Linked DNA regions of Mus musculus: region 1 is linked to region 2. A link is a loop called in an ENCODE intact Hi-C map of the cell type or tissue named here. Cell type or tissue: left cerebral cortex. All regions are shown on one strand.

Region 1 (8,000 bases), 52 kb before region 2:
AGAGCCCCCCACCCCATCCCCCAGAGTTGTGCCTTCCTGTGGCTTATTTCTTATGCTCTGGTACAAAGCCTGGCACACAGTGATGTGGATTCCAAGATTTGGAACGGTATGTTGGAGGGGTAGCTCACAGGGACTCGGCTACAAGGAGACCTGGGGGCAAGCCTGAGGGTATAGAGGCCCATCTGGGTATATCCTGTCCCTGGCCATCCTTCCAGACTCCCAGGAGGGCCTGCTACATCTCCAGGAGTGCTGATGTGTGTAGGAAGAGCCAAGCTTCTGATACTGTGACCTCAGCTTTGGTCTTGTCCTTCTCCAACTTCCTGGATAGCATTCTAACCTGGTCTCATGGCTACCAACTAGCAGGCTGTTCAACCTGGATCAATGGGAGTTAATTAAACATTGTGTCTGAGATATTGGGGATGCTGAGGGGCAGACTCCAAAAGGCCTAGTTACCAGGATGGGTTAGGAGGCCAACTTTAGTGGGCACCTCTGTGCCTGGCAGGCACTAGACTAGTTTCTGTGAATTAGGAATATCCCTGTTTGCTGATGATAAGAGGAAGGCCAAGGAATGAAGGAGACTTTGAGGTCTTCAGCAGCAAATGTGAATGTCCAAGGAGACAAGGTTGGGCTTGAAGGAAGTGAATCTGACTTTGGAGGCTCCTATAAAGGTGCCAAAAGACATCTGAGTGCCCCTAACTAGCTTGAGTATAGAGCAAGTAGCCTAAGGTCAAAGTAGTGGGTAACTATTAGTCCAGACCGTGGGGTGTGTGCTGGTCTACAGAGTTCCCTGTGACTCCACGTCCCCTCTCACTATGGCCACCTAATGGGGCTCAGCCCAGTTCCATGTTAACTCTTACCCCTTACACCCTTCCTGCACACCCTCTCCCTTGGACGTAATGACTTTGCTGTTCCTGATCCAGGCCTCTGGCATCCTTTCAGCACTGGTTCATAGAGGCAAGCACCCTCCACCATGGCCACACCTCTCTTCCAACATCTCCATCTTCCCATTCTCTCTCCCTTCATCAGGAGATCAGCTTGACCTTGTGTCTGGGCCAACCCTTCCCAGATACTGTCTTCCACAGCATCTGCCTAACATCCACACCTCCCCTCCCCCCCCCCCCCCCCAGCTCCGAACAGCATCTCTAAGCCAGACTTTTTGATGGCCACCCTCTAAAACTTCTGGGCAGTGCGTTAGGGTCTTAGTTTCCCTGCTGAGCAGGCTTGAATGGTGGCTGTAATATAATGGACTGCCAATAAATGCTTGCCGAATTGTGGAACCAAGGGAGCAAGTTCTGGCTTGTGTGTGCCACCTGAGCATTGTGGAGATCAGAGTAGCTGATGTCTTACAAGGGCTTGGCAAGGCCTGGCTGTGTTGTATGAACAGCAGGCACCCAGGGTGCAGAAGAGGATTTCGCTGCCTCGTATTGAAAGTGCTGCTTCACTGTAGACTGCCTCTCCTCTCCATCCATTCACCTACCTATGGATGGTGAGCCATAGGCCCCACCCTCGCCTGCCCTCAGCTTCTTTTTCAGATTGGCTCACTGCCACCTTTTCCTTTGTAATCCATCCTCCACCTGGTGGCATCCAGCAAGATCTTTCTGAAGCACAAATTAGTCCCTGTCACTCCCCACTTAAAACCCTTCAAGCTCCTGATGGCTCTGAGGATAAGAGCTAAACCCCTTAGACCCTGAGGGAGGGGGATGGCCTCCCTCTCCAATCCATTGCTCTAGCCTGCCTGTCTGCAAAGGCCCCTCCTCATTGTTTCCTCCTCCAAATCTTTTCAAATTCTGTTCCTGGGGTCTTTCCCTGAATCCAGCTATGAACTGGATGCTCTTGTCACATTGCCAAGTCCCTTGGGCTTCCATTCACACAACCCCAGAATTGTCTCTACTTCCTAGCATGGCCCCAGTAGGATGTGGGTGCCCTAAGATTGGATCTTGAGTGTTTGTATTCTTACTTCTCACAAAGCATAACTGGACATTAACTGAATGAACGAATGAATGAATGAATGAGCAGCTCTCTCAGGTTGCAAGGATTCTGGGCTGGAACTTTATACCTGCCTGGGAAGGGGTTGGGAGGAATGAGGGGAACATAATGTGTTTCTGTGTGTTCTGGAAGTGGCCTTCCTTTGTGCATGTCCCTCTGGCTTCTTGCCTGGATGTGCCTCCAGAATGGCCCTCCTGGTACAGCATGTGCCCTGCAATAGCAGGAGCTGTGGTTTCAGAGAGGGGTCCTGAACTGTTCCCCTGGGAGGCATGGGGGCCCTGACCCTCACCCCACCTACACAGGTTCTCCTTTCCCTTGGACATTTCACTATACCTCTCTCTCCTCTCCCTCTCCCCCCCCCACTTCTCTCCTCAGCATCCATTCCCCACCTCCATGTCTCTCTAGCCTGACCCCACTGACCCAGGCCTGCCTTGGCCAGCTCCCTATTCTTGCATTTCTGGCTTCCTGGCCAGCTTTGCAGGGCTGGCCTCTGTTCTACAAATGCGACCATTCTGTGGGTCTAAGCCTTGCCTGACAAGCCAGCATATTTGGTTCCCAGCTCCTGCCAATCCCTGCCTTATAATTGTAAATCTATGCTATGTGCCAGACCTTGTGGGGGTAAGAAGAAAGGCATACTGCTTCTGGGTCCTCTAACCCATTGGCATCTTGCCTGACTGTGCCTCCAGAATGGCCCTTCTGGGCCACCATGTGCCCTGCAATAACAGAGGCTGCATCTTCAGTGAGAGACCCCAACTGTCTCCTTGGGTGGGCCCAGAGAGGAACTCACTGCAGGCGTGGAGGAAGTGGGGTCAGGGAAGGGATCACGGAGGCTTACTGGAGGAAGTTATGGTGTCTAGGTGGGTCAATGAGAGGAAGGAGAACAATGAGTCCTCACTGGGGAGCACCACTGCCTGCTCTGTGCTGTGCTCCACACCAGCCTCACACCAGGCACCAGCGGGTATAATTAGGTCCATCTAACATATAGAGAAACAGAGGCTTAAAGAGGCCCCAGGTCACCAGAGACATTGTCAGGCCTGGACTCTGGTCTGTTGTCATTTTAGACTCCTAAGAGAGGAAACTAGGGGAGAGACTGGAAGAGGGGAAGAGAAGCTGATCCTGTCACGTCCCACAAGACAGGCAAAGTGTCTGCTGACAGTGACTTCTGGGGGGAGGGGGTGTCTTCAGGTTGGTTTTGTTCCCTATCCCACCTACTGTGGGAGAGCCCTCACATGAGATACTCCACGGCCCCTCCCCCAAGAGGCAGGCACTTTGCCTATTCGGAGGATAATTCCCCATTATACAGAGATATTTAGCCTAATAGAAGCCGACAGATCATTCAGGGCAGTAATGTACTCCAGCTTCAAGCGGTTAGTTTCCTCAGCCTGAACTCCTAGATTAAAGACTCCTTGCCCATGCCGCCCCGCACTGGTGCCTATGACCTTGACTGCAGTAGTGGGGTAGGTTTCTCCCTCCCTAGCTCCCTCCTCTTGTTTTGCTGGTTTTCTTCTCTCTCTCTCTCTCTCCTCTCTCTCTCTCTCTCTCTCTCTCTCTCTCTCTCTCTCTCTCTCTCTCTCTCTCTCTCTCCTTTTAAAGATTTTCTTCTTAAATATTCAGCTGAAAGGCTATTGCTTAAACCCTGCATGCTTTGGAGACAGGCTCATTGTGTTTAGCTACCATCCTTCAGGGGGCCTGGCTGGGCCAGAGCTCTGGCTCAACCATGTGGTGCTGGAGGACATTGGGTGACTGGATCCTCTGGCTGGGTACGGGCAGAAAGGCTGGCAGATAGTCTCTACCCTCTCTGCCCAGATCCAGGCCCACAGAGACTTGGCTTGTTCTCTTCTCTAAGCGCTGAGAGTGAGTACCCCTAGAAAATGGAACCCAAGGTCTATGGATCCTAGAGGAGGGGTCTTCTGGGTTGGGACCCCCAACAGCCTGTGACCTGCTGGAGGAGGGCCTTGGCAGCCAGGGAGCGCTTCTTCTTCCAGGCCATGGTAGGCTAATCTTGGGGACGGGAGCTGGGGAGTTCTCTAGGTAAGATGCCCCTGAAAGATTCTGTGGCTGATATGCTGTAGAACCCTGGACTGACTGACCCCATTTCCTCTCTGGAGCTCACTTTCCTGTCTGCTAAATGGGATTATGCATTTTAATGTATTTGCTCCTGATGCCAGTGAGGAATGAATTGGAGAATAGGCGCTAGATTACAGTCATGTGACTAGCGGCTGGGCTGGGCACTACTTTGCTTTCAGTCTCCATCACACTCACTTTGGCCTGTGTAATCTAGTCTTGATTCAGTGCATAGACAGAATCTAAGAAATGCATGGCAGCAAGAACTTCCCTGTTCAGCGCAAATCCTCGTTCAGCATGTGGGCATCCCAGACTCCCTTGCAGCCTTCAGGGACAGACAGAGTTCACTCTTCATTTGGGACAGGGCTCTGCAATTCTTTCTTGCTGGGATTCTTTCATCCACCACGAATGCCACAATACTTGGTCAGAAACCAGGCTCCTGAGCCTTCTGCTGGAGACATTGGCATCCCTTCCCAATGATGTCTCTCTGAGCAGCCCTTCTGACAGGGTGATAGAGCATGGTTCTTTGGAAGTGGCTAGTACATTTCAAAAGCTGTTGTCAGGCTGGAGAGATGGCTCAATAGTTAATAGTTCTGGCTGCATTTTTCCAAGAACTCAGGTTCAAACATCCTAGCACCCACATGGCGGCTGACAACCATCTGTAACTCCAGTTCCAAAGTATCTGATGCCCTCTTCTGGCCTCTGCAGGCAACAGGCACACATATGGTATACAAGAATATGTAGGCAAAACACATATTATAAATAACATAAAAAACACATTAATTAATTAATTAAAAATTAAATTTAAAAAGAGTTTGAGTGGCTAATCACATGACTCCGAGAACTCTAAGCTACCCGGTAATTCTTATAGGCTCCACTTTGCATCTGGTTCTTGGAGCTACTCATAGGAACCACTCATATTCTAGAGACTCTTCTGTCTACTTTGCCCATTTATATAGCAAGTGGAGGGATTTGAGCAGGGACCTCTGCCTTCCCTATTAGCCCTCCTGGGCTGGGTCTACCTTCAAAGCCCCATCTGAGTCTGTCAATCTTGTTTCTGGCAGGATCTGCTAGTGCCATGAGAGCTTTTATGGAGCCAGTCTGACCATCCCGTCCACTTAAAGCCACTCTCCATAAGAGCCATTCACTCACAGATTTGGAATTGACTGTCTAACCACTGAGCTTCCTGGCCCCTAGGTTTCTGTTTAGTCCACGAGGCAGTTACACAAAGCCTTGCTCGTATGTGCTGGAGTCTCTGTCGTTACTTGGCATACCTCTATCCCTGTGAGTCTGGAACAAACTTCACAGACTCCCCCAGCCTGCCTATGTCTTTTCAGTGTTCTGCATAGCATTTCTAGAACTTTTTAGAACAGCTTGCTAGGAAGCTAACTAGCTCAAGCCCAGTTGGCCTTTTAGTCCTCTGCAGGGAGCCAAAGGAGCCGGATGTTGATGGTTATAGATGCCAGTCCTTGATGTCTCTCTTCTGAAGACTCTCTGTCCAACTTTTGGTTGGATGATGTGGTGGGGGGGGGGTGTATAAGACAGGGAATGGAGCCTTCAGAAATGAGATGGCCAACCCAGACCGCACAGCTAGCAAGGGCAGAGCAGGAAGGAACTCCAGGACACAGCCCAAGGTTCTGCCCCACACTGGCCCTGCCCTCAGCCCCACACTGTTTCCAATCACCCCTGCCTGTCCCTTCTCCAGACTCAGCCAGCATAGTCTTGAGCAGGCCCCTGCTGGGGCTCTTCTGAGCCACCCATCTGGTCCTGTCTAAGGGCTGGCTTGTCTCCTGTCAGTCTGAGGGTGAGGCCCACTCTGCCTTTTTCCTGTGTTCCCTGCACAGGATGAAAGAACAGAAAAGGGGTTCGGGAAGGAAGATGCGCCCCCAGGGACTGAGACTCAGGAGGGGTAGGCGGCTCCATGGGTGTCGCATCTGCTTCTTATTTTTCAGAGTTATTTTAAGCCAGTGGTCTGGTTGTAAGAGCAGCACGCGCCTGTGGATGTGGCTCTGGACTCACCCTCTTCCTCTTGTCTCCTTACCCCGCCTCCTCATCCCAGGCATCAGACAACTGCTGTTGGTGCTGCTCAGGCGGGCAGCCTCCTCCACACACTCTCCAGTCTTATCCCCTCCTCCTTGGGTGACTGTGACAGCCAGCCCACTGCCCCCCTTCCCCCCACCCCCCTTGCTCTGGGGGAAGCAGCCCAGGCTCCAGTTGGCAGCTTGAGAGGACTTTTAACAATGAAGAAAAACATCATTGCATTTATCTGGTTAAGGCCCTCCAGTGGCTTTTCTTGTTCTTGGGATCAGAGCCAAAGGCCCCATCTTGGCCTTCAGTGCCTCAGGCTCCTGGAAGCCTCACTTCCTGAAGCCTAAGTTCAGTTGTGGCCCCCTTCAGGAAGACCTCCCCTGACCCTCTGTCTAGAGCGTCCCCCTGTCCTTCTCCTGTTCCCTCCTCTGTGGCTGGATGTTAGGGTTGTCGCTGAGCTTGACACTCTTAGGAAGTGTCTTGTTTTTCTGCTTATTACCTGGCTTTGTGACAGGGCCAGACTCCTCTATGTCACGCCCTCATGCCCTCGTGTCGTGCATTGCTGGTACCTATGGCACACCTAGCACTTAGGACTTCCTCAAAAGCGTGGTGGTGGTGGTGGGGGGTACATTTCCTGTTCAATCATGTGAGGTCTTTCACCTCTTGGCCTTTATTGCTACAGCTGTGGACGGATGCTATTTGGCTGGCAGCCCCAGCCTCTGAGGTCATCTATGCCAGCCCTGGCGGAAAGGGAGTGAGTCAGGTGTGGATAGCAGCTCACCTTGGCATTCAGCTCCTGGAGTGTAGGCCAGGAGAGCTGCTGGGAGAGCTGCCTGCATCTCACTACTGAGAGACAGACTGCATTCACAGTCAAGGTCCCTAGACACAGTGGCAGCTTCAATTGGATACGTTTCCGTCTTTCTGTATATGGCCTTGGGTTTCAAGAACTTTCTTTGATACGTTCATTTCTTGAATTCCTAGCTTTCAATTGCTATGCATTATTTTTCCATGAAATAAAAAAAGAAGACAAAAATGTACCACTCCACCTCAATTATATCATGCCAAGGTGGTTCCTGTCTTGTCCCCTGGGCTTTTCTTATGAAGACAGTGCTAGGAGGTGGCCCAAGCGGCTCTTGACCTTAGGTGGATGGCTTCCTCCCTCTGACCCACAAAGGGGTCACTCCTTCATTATGAATGCTACCATAATGGCAGGGGGGGCGGATAGAAAGGTGTCTCCTTGGAGGAAGGAACAGCTCTGAACTTGAAGCCAGAGTCCTGAAGAGGTGACTTGACAAAGGCTAGCACCTCTGGAAGGGTCTGTTTGTATGGTTACTACACCCTGTCTCTCAGGCAGAAGTAGAGGGGGTGGCCCCTAGACAAGGATGGGTCAGTAGCATAGTGTGGTCTTCATGTTCAGACAGGAGGGTGCTAGGAACTCTGACTCTCCCTCCCTCACTTTAGGGAGGGTTCCTTGTACAGAGGTCCTACTGCCACCAGGGGAATCTGGGGGGAGAGGTAAGATGCCAAGCTAAAAAGGCAAAGGCAAGCCTGGCTGATCTTGCCTCAGATTTACACTGCTATTCCAATATTGCTGGCCCGGTTCCCATCCCTGTCCAGCCCCTCTGTCCCTCATGGACCCCTACAGATCTCCCCTGTTTCTCCTCTTTTCTAGGGATCCTAAGGCAATGTCCTGGTTCTTTTGAGTCTGTGGGCTGCAAAACTCTCAGGGCTCTGACCGGTCCAGGCCTGACCAGTCTTGAGCGGATTCCTGCCCCCACCTGGTTACAGAATCTCCTTGTGCTTCAGGATTCGGTCAAGCATTGGACCAATCACGGTAGGCACATCCCAATTGCCCCTTCTCCCCAGCTCTAGGGATACCTGAGTGTTCTTGGCCCTGCAAGAGGAAGGACACCTTTTAAAAC
Region 2 (8,000 bases):
TGCCAACTCGTATGGCTCTTGTGTCTGTCCGTATCATCATTTGTCATTCCCTTGTGTGATCATGCTGCACTCTGTCCATCATCCTGCCATTGAGAGGTACATCCAAGGCTTCTGACCCTTGCTGTTACAAAAAACCTTGTGGAGGACCTCTTGTTTCTCTGTGATGTGTACCCAGCACGGAGCTGCTGAGTAACAGACTGTGCATCCTCTCAGCCTTACCAGGGGGCAGCCTAGCTGCTGTGTAGTTCCTCACCCGTTGGCAGGAGGCACTTTGCCTGCATTAGCCCGTGCCCTGACCCATGGCGAGAGCAAGGAATGGTGGCACACATGTAACAGGCAGAGCATACATTAGTCAGGCGCTGCTTTGTAAAAAACCACACCTGCAGTAGCTTAGAACAAATAAATATGACCTCATAGATTGCTCGGGGAGGGAATACAAGTGAGGTAGACCTGGCATCTCTGAGTCAGGGTCTCTTGGGCACTCCAGTCAAGGTATCCAGAGAGCTGTGATCTTCCCAAGGCTCTACTCGGGGAACATTGCTCCTTTCTGAGTGAGCTTCTCACCAGAGCTGCTAGTGATACGGCAATGGATTCACTCATATAGGCAAACCACCATGGACAAAGAGCATCCAAGATGGAAGCTGTACCGTTTTTATAATCTTATATCCCAAGTGACATCCTGTCCCTTCGCCATATTCTACTCCTCAGAAATGAGTCAGGGAGTGGACATGTTGCTCAGGGTTAGAGCTCTTGTCTGGCCTGTGTGAATCCCTGGGACAACAGGAGGGGAGGGAGCAGGAGTCAGTTGGTCCATCTGCACTCAGGGGAGGGTTGGGATAACACAGTGAGAGTCTGTAGGGTAGAAGTAGTCACTGGGAGTCATCTTAGGTCTGCCTAAGGGCTGGGCAGCTGAAGCTTGGGAACTGAAGTGACCTGTCCAGGGTCACATAACAATTAGAGAGAGTATCAGAACTAGAACAGGAGGCTGTTCGGGTGCCTCTGAATCTACTACACTGCCTTTGACCTCAGATAATAACAGGTTCTGAGCTAAGTTAATAGACAAGTCTCCAGCACATCGGAACTCAAGATGAGTGCTTAATGAATGGATTTGCTAACAGTGCTGCCTGTTTGCACGCATTAGCTCAAATTTCTCCTCATGTCTCCATGGGGACTGCCAAGCCCAGGCCCTTAGGAGCAGCTGTTCTGCCAAGCACAGAGCCCAGGGTCCCAAAGAGCTGCAGAGTGGCCCCTCTATACAAATAACTATTTAGATTTGCATTTTATGTTTTGCTCCCAATTTAACCTTTTTCTCCCCAGTGAAGAAAACATTTCTCTGGCTCCTCCCATTCCAGGGTAACTCAAGGTTAGGAGCATCCTTGGGTCTTTCCTTAGGGGCTTTGGAGTGGGCAGGGACTCACTGATTGACTTCAGACAGAGTTCTTGTTTTTCAGGCCCCAGGGATGGCACAGGCGGCCTTCCAACCCTGCCAAGGCTTCTGCTGAAGTCTCAGAGCCTCCCAGCCTCGCCTCGGTGCTTAGCACCCCCAGAGGGCTACTGACTGCTCTGGTCCAGCTATGGCACCACAACCTCAGCCCTGAGTGAAGCTGTGACCACAAGGTCTCACAGCCTGGCCACAGGGCTACTTCCAAAAGCAGGGACTTTTCACCCAGCTCCTTCAGGTCCCCACTCCTTTTTCTGCTTCACAACTGCACCATCATGGGACTCTGACCTATGGATTAACTGCCAGGTCCCAATCCACTTTCCTCCAGCCTGAATCCCTAGGACTTCATTATGCTACGGACTCCGTAACACTGACATAAAGTGCTGCAGAGCATGGGGTAGTCTGGGGCCTCTGTTGTAGCTCCTGGGTATACAATGCCCCTGATTATAGAACTCAGCTTTCTAGGAGCATAGTATTTTCCTCTAAGGAACTCAGGAGCCTTACCCCAGTGTCCTCAAAGTCTAGGCAGAGCTAAAGAGTCCTGAGGCCTCAGCATCTGAGGGAACTTTGGCCCAGAGAGGGGTAGTTCCCTTAAAGGTCACACAGCAATGTAATAGTTAGCTTGTGACATAAAACAGAACATGAGGTTCACCTGAGCACCCAGCTCTAAAGGCCTTGAGTGTGGGCACTGCCTCTTCACCCCCTATTCCATGCCTACTGCTTCTCACCCAGCTTCCGCCGACTCCTAGCTCCTCAGCTCCGTTTTTCTTGCTAATTAGAGGTCTCAGCAATGACTCTGCTGTCCCAGCCATTTTAGAGCCGTCATTAATTTCAAGTGCCTTCAGAAATAACCATCATCGTAAAACCCTATGAGCTGCTGGGATGCAAGCAGGCAGGACCAGCAGACACAGACACGGAGGCAGGCTTGTGTGTGCCACCCTCTCCAGTCTGTGCCTCAGGGGATCCCTGTTCCTGCTAGGGCCCTGCCTGCCTGCTGAAACCTCAGCCCCAAGGGTGAGAGAGCAACAGAGCTGGGACGGCACAGTGAACACTCACAACCGAAGCCCCGCCTGGCCTCTCTCAAGCAGGATAACGTGGGCAATGCAGCAATCCATCCAAGCATCGACTCTCTCGTTGATATGACAGGATCTACAAGCTCAATCCTTCTTTGTTTCATTGCTTTTATTTTATTTCATTTTGAGACAGATGTCTTGGGGACTTGCAGCAACCCCACCCCCACACCCCACTGCCTCAGTTTCCTGGACTCTGGGAACACAGGTGTGAGCCACCACAGCTGGCGGCTGTGCCAGTCATGAGAGGAAGGAAAGCAGAGCTCAGAGCCCTTGCAGGCTGGTTGATGTGTTTTAGAAGGCAGTCCTCTCCTCCGCCTGCCCTGGAAAGCTTACTCCAGCCCCTGCTCTGTGGCCTGAATTCAGGCTACAGAAGACTGGTTCCTTGAAACCATTGGCTCCTACTTTGTTAGCTCTTTCCTAGTTGTACATGGGAGACCAGGATGTCCTCCGTGCCCATTCGCTCTTGGGAGCTCCTAGTGGATGGACAGAGAACAACACAGGGGCCTTGCTTAAGGCCATTAAGTCTGGGGAGGGAGGCAGGCACAGAAGAGATGGATATTCATTTGTTCTTGAAACACAATTACTACCTAGGAGGTAGACCAACAAAAGCCTGGAGGTGTCCGTGAACATCCCTTGGCTGTAGTTCTGTTTCTAGCAAAGTCCCCAAACTAGACCATCCTGATGCTTCACAGGCGGCCCTAGGACCTGTGAGAGCACTGGTGAGGGCCACCCCACCAGTCATCTGGCTAAGGAAAGGATCCAGTGTTAGCCTCCTCCCTTCGTGGTCAGAATGATAAGGTCAGGGACCAGGCCCCAGCAGAGCCCTTACAAAGGCTTCTTCGGGTATAGTGCCCTACCCGTCCCAAGTCTCCCTTTCCCATTGCTTCCTCTGGTGGAATAAGATGGAGAATCTGAGAGGGGTCATTTCTTCAGGATACATAGAGAAAGAACAATTGCTGGACTACCACACAATGGAGGAGTAAGGCTTCAAGGTAGCAGTGATGTCTCCTCCATCGTCCCAGGACACCGAGAGAAGATGGGTAGATGGGCACCGCAAGATCCCAGCCTAGCACACCAGCTTCCTCATCTAGCAGCTGGAGACTGAGGGTGGGGGCGATGGACTCTCCCCCATTTCCCCGACCAGATCACTGAGGCAGGGAGCAGGTGAGTCGGGGGCGGAGATCTGCGGTGGCCGCGCCTTGCCTGCGTCAGTCGCCGCACCAGGAATAGCCCCCGCCCCCGCCCCCGCCCCCGCCCCGCATCGGGTCTGGCAGAGCCTTTACGCAGGAGCTAGGGAGCGTCTATTCCTGTCGGGCTGTGGGAGGAGGCGGCGAGGGAGGGCGGGAGCTCACCAGTAACTCACAAACAGCCGGGGTGGGGGAGCTGGGGAGACTGGGAAGGGGGTGCAAGGATCACGGAATCGGGGGACCCAAGAGCCGCCTGCGCTAGGCTCTGGAAGGGAGGAGACTCGTGTGGCCGCCCCACCTCCCCTCCTACCAGTAAGTCCCTCTGCCAAGCCTGCCTCCCACTGGTTTACTCAGCCCTGGAAAGCCATTCAAATTCCCTTTCCACGGTTTACAAGCTGTGTGACCGTGGCCAAGTCACGTAACCTTTCCGAGCCTGGGGTTCCTGCTCTTTATTTTCAGGGGAGTAGTAGTGCCTCTTCCTGAGGTTGTTGGAAGAAGAATGTAAGATGCAAGGAGCATCACTGACACCTGCAGGGAAAGGGCTCTAGGTAGGCCTGAGATATGGACATAGACAGAAGGCAGGAATGTCCCAAGCAGTGGTGTGCCAGTGAGGCTGAGAGGTATCCAAGATCGGTTTCGCTGGAACAGGTTTGTGCAACTCTTTGGACTATGTGTGTAAGGCTGGTCTGTGGAAATCAAGACAGTGCTGGGGGTGGGAACTTGAAGCTGGCCTCTCCAAGCCAGCCAGGTATCTCCGAAATGTCAGTCTGGTTCCTTGGAAGGAGAACGAGGTACTGGGAACGGGATCCTTGCCCACCCCAGAAAGACAGGCCTTGCGCTGGTCTCTTCCTGCCCTGCTCAGCTTCCTTCTTTGCCTGCCTACAAACTATCGGGAGTGCTGAGGTGCTAATGGGGAGAAGGGAACTCTGCCTTGTGGTGTCTTCATTGATGGTTATTCTAATCAATCTGGCATGGTTTTAAGGGGCATCTGGCTTCAAGCAGATGGAAAGAGGTGCAGTAGATAGATGAGGTCCCAACGGGTTGCCTGCCTACACCGCAGCCCTTGCCAGGCCACCCTGCCAGGCTAGTCTCTGATCTGTGGCCCAAGAAGAGTTTGGGTCTCTATGTAAAGGTCTTGTTCTGTGGAGCCATCTGAAGATGTGGTACCCACCAAACTCAGTATTTATTTTAGGGAGTTAGATGGTAAATAGCTAAGCCCAGACCGAGGATCTATACTGCCCTCTGCTGGTCACTTGGTAGAGTGCCACCGTCCGGAGCCTGGCAGATAGGCCTGCTGCCCTCTGCTGGACAGGAAACCCGACGGGGAGGGGACTGGGATGCTAAAGCAGATTCTAGACCTGGCCTCCCGGTAGACCCACTTAGCCAGCTCGGCTTCCACATCCCCTTCCTGTGCTTCCCGGCGGCCGGCCTCACCCTAAGATCCCTAGGAAGCAATGGTGGTGGTGGTGTGGTGTGGTGTGGTGTATGTGTGTGTGTGTGTGTGTGTGTGTGGTGGGGGGTGTCCTGGACATTTCGAGAGGAGGGGTCAAGACCTGACCCTCCTCAAGCTGTCCTCTAAACAACCGTGATCAGGTTGGGGGGTGTGGGGGCTGTCTGTCCACGTGCGTGTGTCGGTCCACACGGCAGTGTGCAGTGACCCCAGTTAACACGTGTGAACACACGCGCTCACATGCACACGCATGTGGCCAGAGACAATCAAACGCGAATGGGTGCACGCACTCTGGGAAGACCGCGGGCTGGGCTGGCTTAAGACTTGCTGGAGCCTGGGACCCAGAGGGGCGCTGCGTGGTGCAGGGCGGGAGCGCGGGGGCGCCGGCCCGGGAGCGTTCTTCGTCTGCGCCCCGCTGCCACTCTCGCTGCGCCCTGGGCGCTGGGCAGCTGCTGGGGCGCTCCTCCATCTTCGTCCGGTTCTCTGAAAGAAGGACCCCCACCCAGGTTTTGCGGCCGCGCCTTCTCTCTCCTCCCCCGCCCGGCTCCAGAGCTCGCTCACTAGCTCCCTCCCTCCCTCCCTCTGTCCCTCCTCCCTCCCTGGCTCGCTGCTCGCTCCTCTCGCTCCCTCCCCACGCCGCGGCAGAGCGCGGAGCCCGAGCGGGAGCCGGCGCGGGAGCCGGAGCGGGCGGCAGCTCAGGAGGCGGCCGGACCTGGACCCGTCCCGGTCCCGGAGCGCGCGGAGTCCCCACCCGCGCCGCTCGGGCCCCTCTCCCGACGCGGGGCTCAGAGCAGCATGCGCGGCAGCTGCCCACCGGTCCCAGCCCTGGCCCCGGCCCCGCTGCAGAGAACGCCCGGCCTCGACCCCGGCCCCAGCGGTAGAGGCGGTGGCGGCCGCTCCCGGCCGGCCCAAGGGACAGAGCCAGGCTCCGGGAGCCCGCAACACTCGTCCTGAGAGCCCCGGCTCCTCAGCCCGCTACGGCCAGGGCCTCGGCCTCCGCCCCCGACTCCCGAGCTCCTGCCCTAGAGTCGACTGGGCTCCCGCCCGCGTGGGACAGACAGACGGACAGCCAGCCCTGCGAGGGCGCGCGGACCGGGCGGAGGTGTTGTAGGAGGAGACCGAGGAGGGGGGCTGGGCTGGGGCTGGGGCCGCGCCGGCAAGAGAGACATGCGATTGGTGACCAAGCCGAGCGGACGGACAGCGCGCCCGAGATGCAGGTGAGCCCCTCCGTCTTGGCCGAGCCCGAGTCGGCAGCCCTGCGGCGAGCTGGGAGCTGGAAGCTGCTGTCGGCCCAGGCTTCACCCTCATGGGGCTATGTAGGGCACCTTGTACCGCCCAGACCCCCTTTGGGGTCGCAGGCCTGACCCTCAAGTTTCAAATGATTTTCCCATTTCCGTTCCGCTGGTCCTAACAGATCCCTGGTTGGCAAGCTGGGACCCGTGGTCAAGGAGAGATCCCTACCATTCCTTTCCATTCCTGCCCTGGTGCCCCCTAAATCATCCTCCCATTCTGGGCAGTGGTCACCCAAGAGGATATGTTCTCTCAGCTCTGGGTGAGTCCCTTTCGGTGGACCAGAGACCACTCCCCAGCCCTGGCTAATACCCTTAAGCTTGAGGACACAGCTAGCAAACAGTTTCTCCCCAGGCTCTAGGATTGCCCCTCTCTCCACAGGAACCTTGTCAGCCTCTTTCTGGCTCCTTTCTCGCTCCGCCTGGATGAAAGGGAGGTGGAGGGCGGAAGAAAAGGGAGGGGGGAGTCCAGTTGAGGAAGACCCAGGAACCTTCGGGGCTCCCCTTTGTCTTCGTTCAGCCGGGCTTCTCACCTCCTCCTGCCCCACTTTTCATTCCTAGGGAAATGGGTGGGAAGTGGGAGCCTGCTGAGAAGGGGGGAGGTGAGGAAGGAGCCTCCTGTGTGTGTCCCCCCAAACGCACCCTATTCGGGTGGGTTTTGGGCTTCCTGCCCTCTAAGACACCCAGATGTTTCTTTCTGGGCGGGTCCCACTTTGAGAAGGGGAGGGGCCAGGCAGGTAGGCAGTCCCCTGGGTCTCTTATTGCTGGGGTCCCTGACCAGCCCCTGACCAGCTCTTGTTGTGGCGGCACCTCCCCTTTGTTCTCAAATGCCCTGTGGTGGGTGGTGTGGCGACTGGGGCACATGGAAGATGGGAACAGCTATGCCCTGGTGGGTGGGAGTGCAAGAGGCCTGCGGTGGGGGCAAGACCATCTGGGCCAGCCCCTTTCTGCCAGCCCAGCCTTTCCTCAGTCTTTGGCTGGGCTTGGACAGCCAGAGGGCGCCCAGCTCTCCTGGTTCCGGGCTCTGGGCTCAGCCCTGATGGCCATTATGCCAACGACTTTAGCACAGGCATCGGTGCCAGGGGAGTTCGAGGGCACCAAGCCGGCAGAGAGCCTGGGGTTTCCCTGACCTCACAGACTACTAGTGAGGGGCGGGGGATGTTCCACTGCTCCTGGCCTTTTGTCCTTGTGTGGGCCAAGAGGGGTGCAGAGTCCTCAGCCACTGGAAGGATGTTGGCACCTGGTTTGCTGGGAGGCGAGACAGGGGTGGGGGGTGATAGAAAGGAGAAGCAAAGAGAGCATCAGAGCCACACTGAAGGTGCCAGGGAAAAGGCACGTGGTCTCAGAAGGCCCGAGGGCAACACCCAATTGCCTCAGTCAAAGAAGGGCAGGACCCCCACACCTGGTACAGCTCTTGGCTCTGTACCCCTTCCCCATCCCTAGCTGAAGTGTGTATGAGATGGCCTTGGGTAGGGCTCCATCAAGACCCTGATGCTCCCTAGACCTGGAGCAAGTGAGGGTTAGGAAGCAGCTTTTACCAGATGGGTGTGTGCCTCACGC

Evidence for each region. A loop is a pair of places that touch in the nucleus more often than their neighbours do. Peaks named below come from ENCODE experiments on the same cell type or tissue, not always from the same donor. Only the 100,000 strongest peaks of a DNase experiment are listed, where the experiment ranks them.
Region 1: a loop joins it to region 2, with 8 times the contacts of the local background. A loop is called at or near these places in 4 of 42 quality-filtered maps.

What each region holds. Positions count from the first base shown.
Region 1 is chr9:56,685,032-56,693,031 of GRCm38, reverse strand. It overlaps a transcript of Lingo1 not described here. Among named protein-coding and RNA genes, the nearest start is that of Gm31642, 38 kb to the right of the region's middle. In left cerebral cortex, a CTCF peak has its summit at 4,764 (motif pointing left); DNase peaks (open chromatin) are centred at 4,654, 5,368 and 6,026; H3K27ac peaks cover 7,188 bases.
Region 2 is chr9:56,633,443-56,641,442 of GRCm38, reverse strand. It overlaps Lingo1 (leucine rich repeat and Ig domain containing 1), which reads left to right and starts at 5,795. Exons shown (of 2, transcript NM_001311076.1): 1 at 5,795-6,368. The coding sequence starts at 6,363. In left cerebral cortex, CTCF peaks have their summits at 2,993, 4,962 (motif pointing left) and 7,414; DNase peaks (open chromatin) are centred at 5,519, 6,231, 7,233, 7,743 and 4 more places; H3K4me3 peaks cover 3,982 bases; H3K27ac peaks cover 7,784 bases.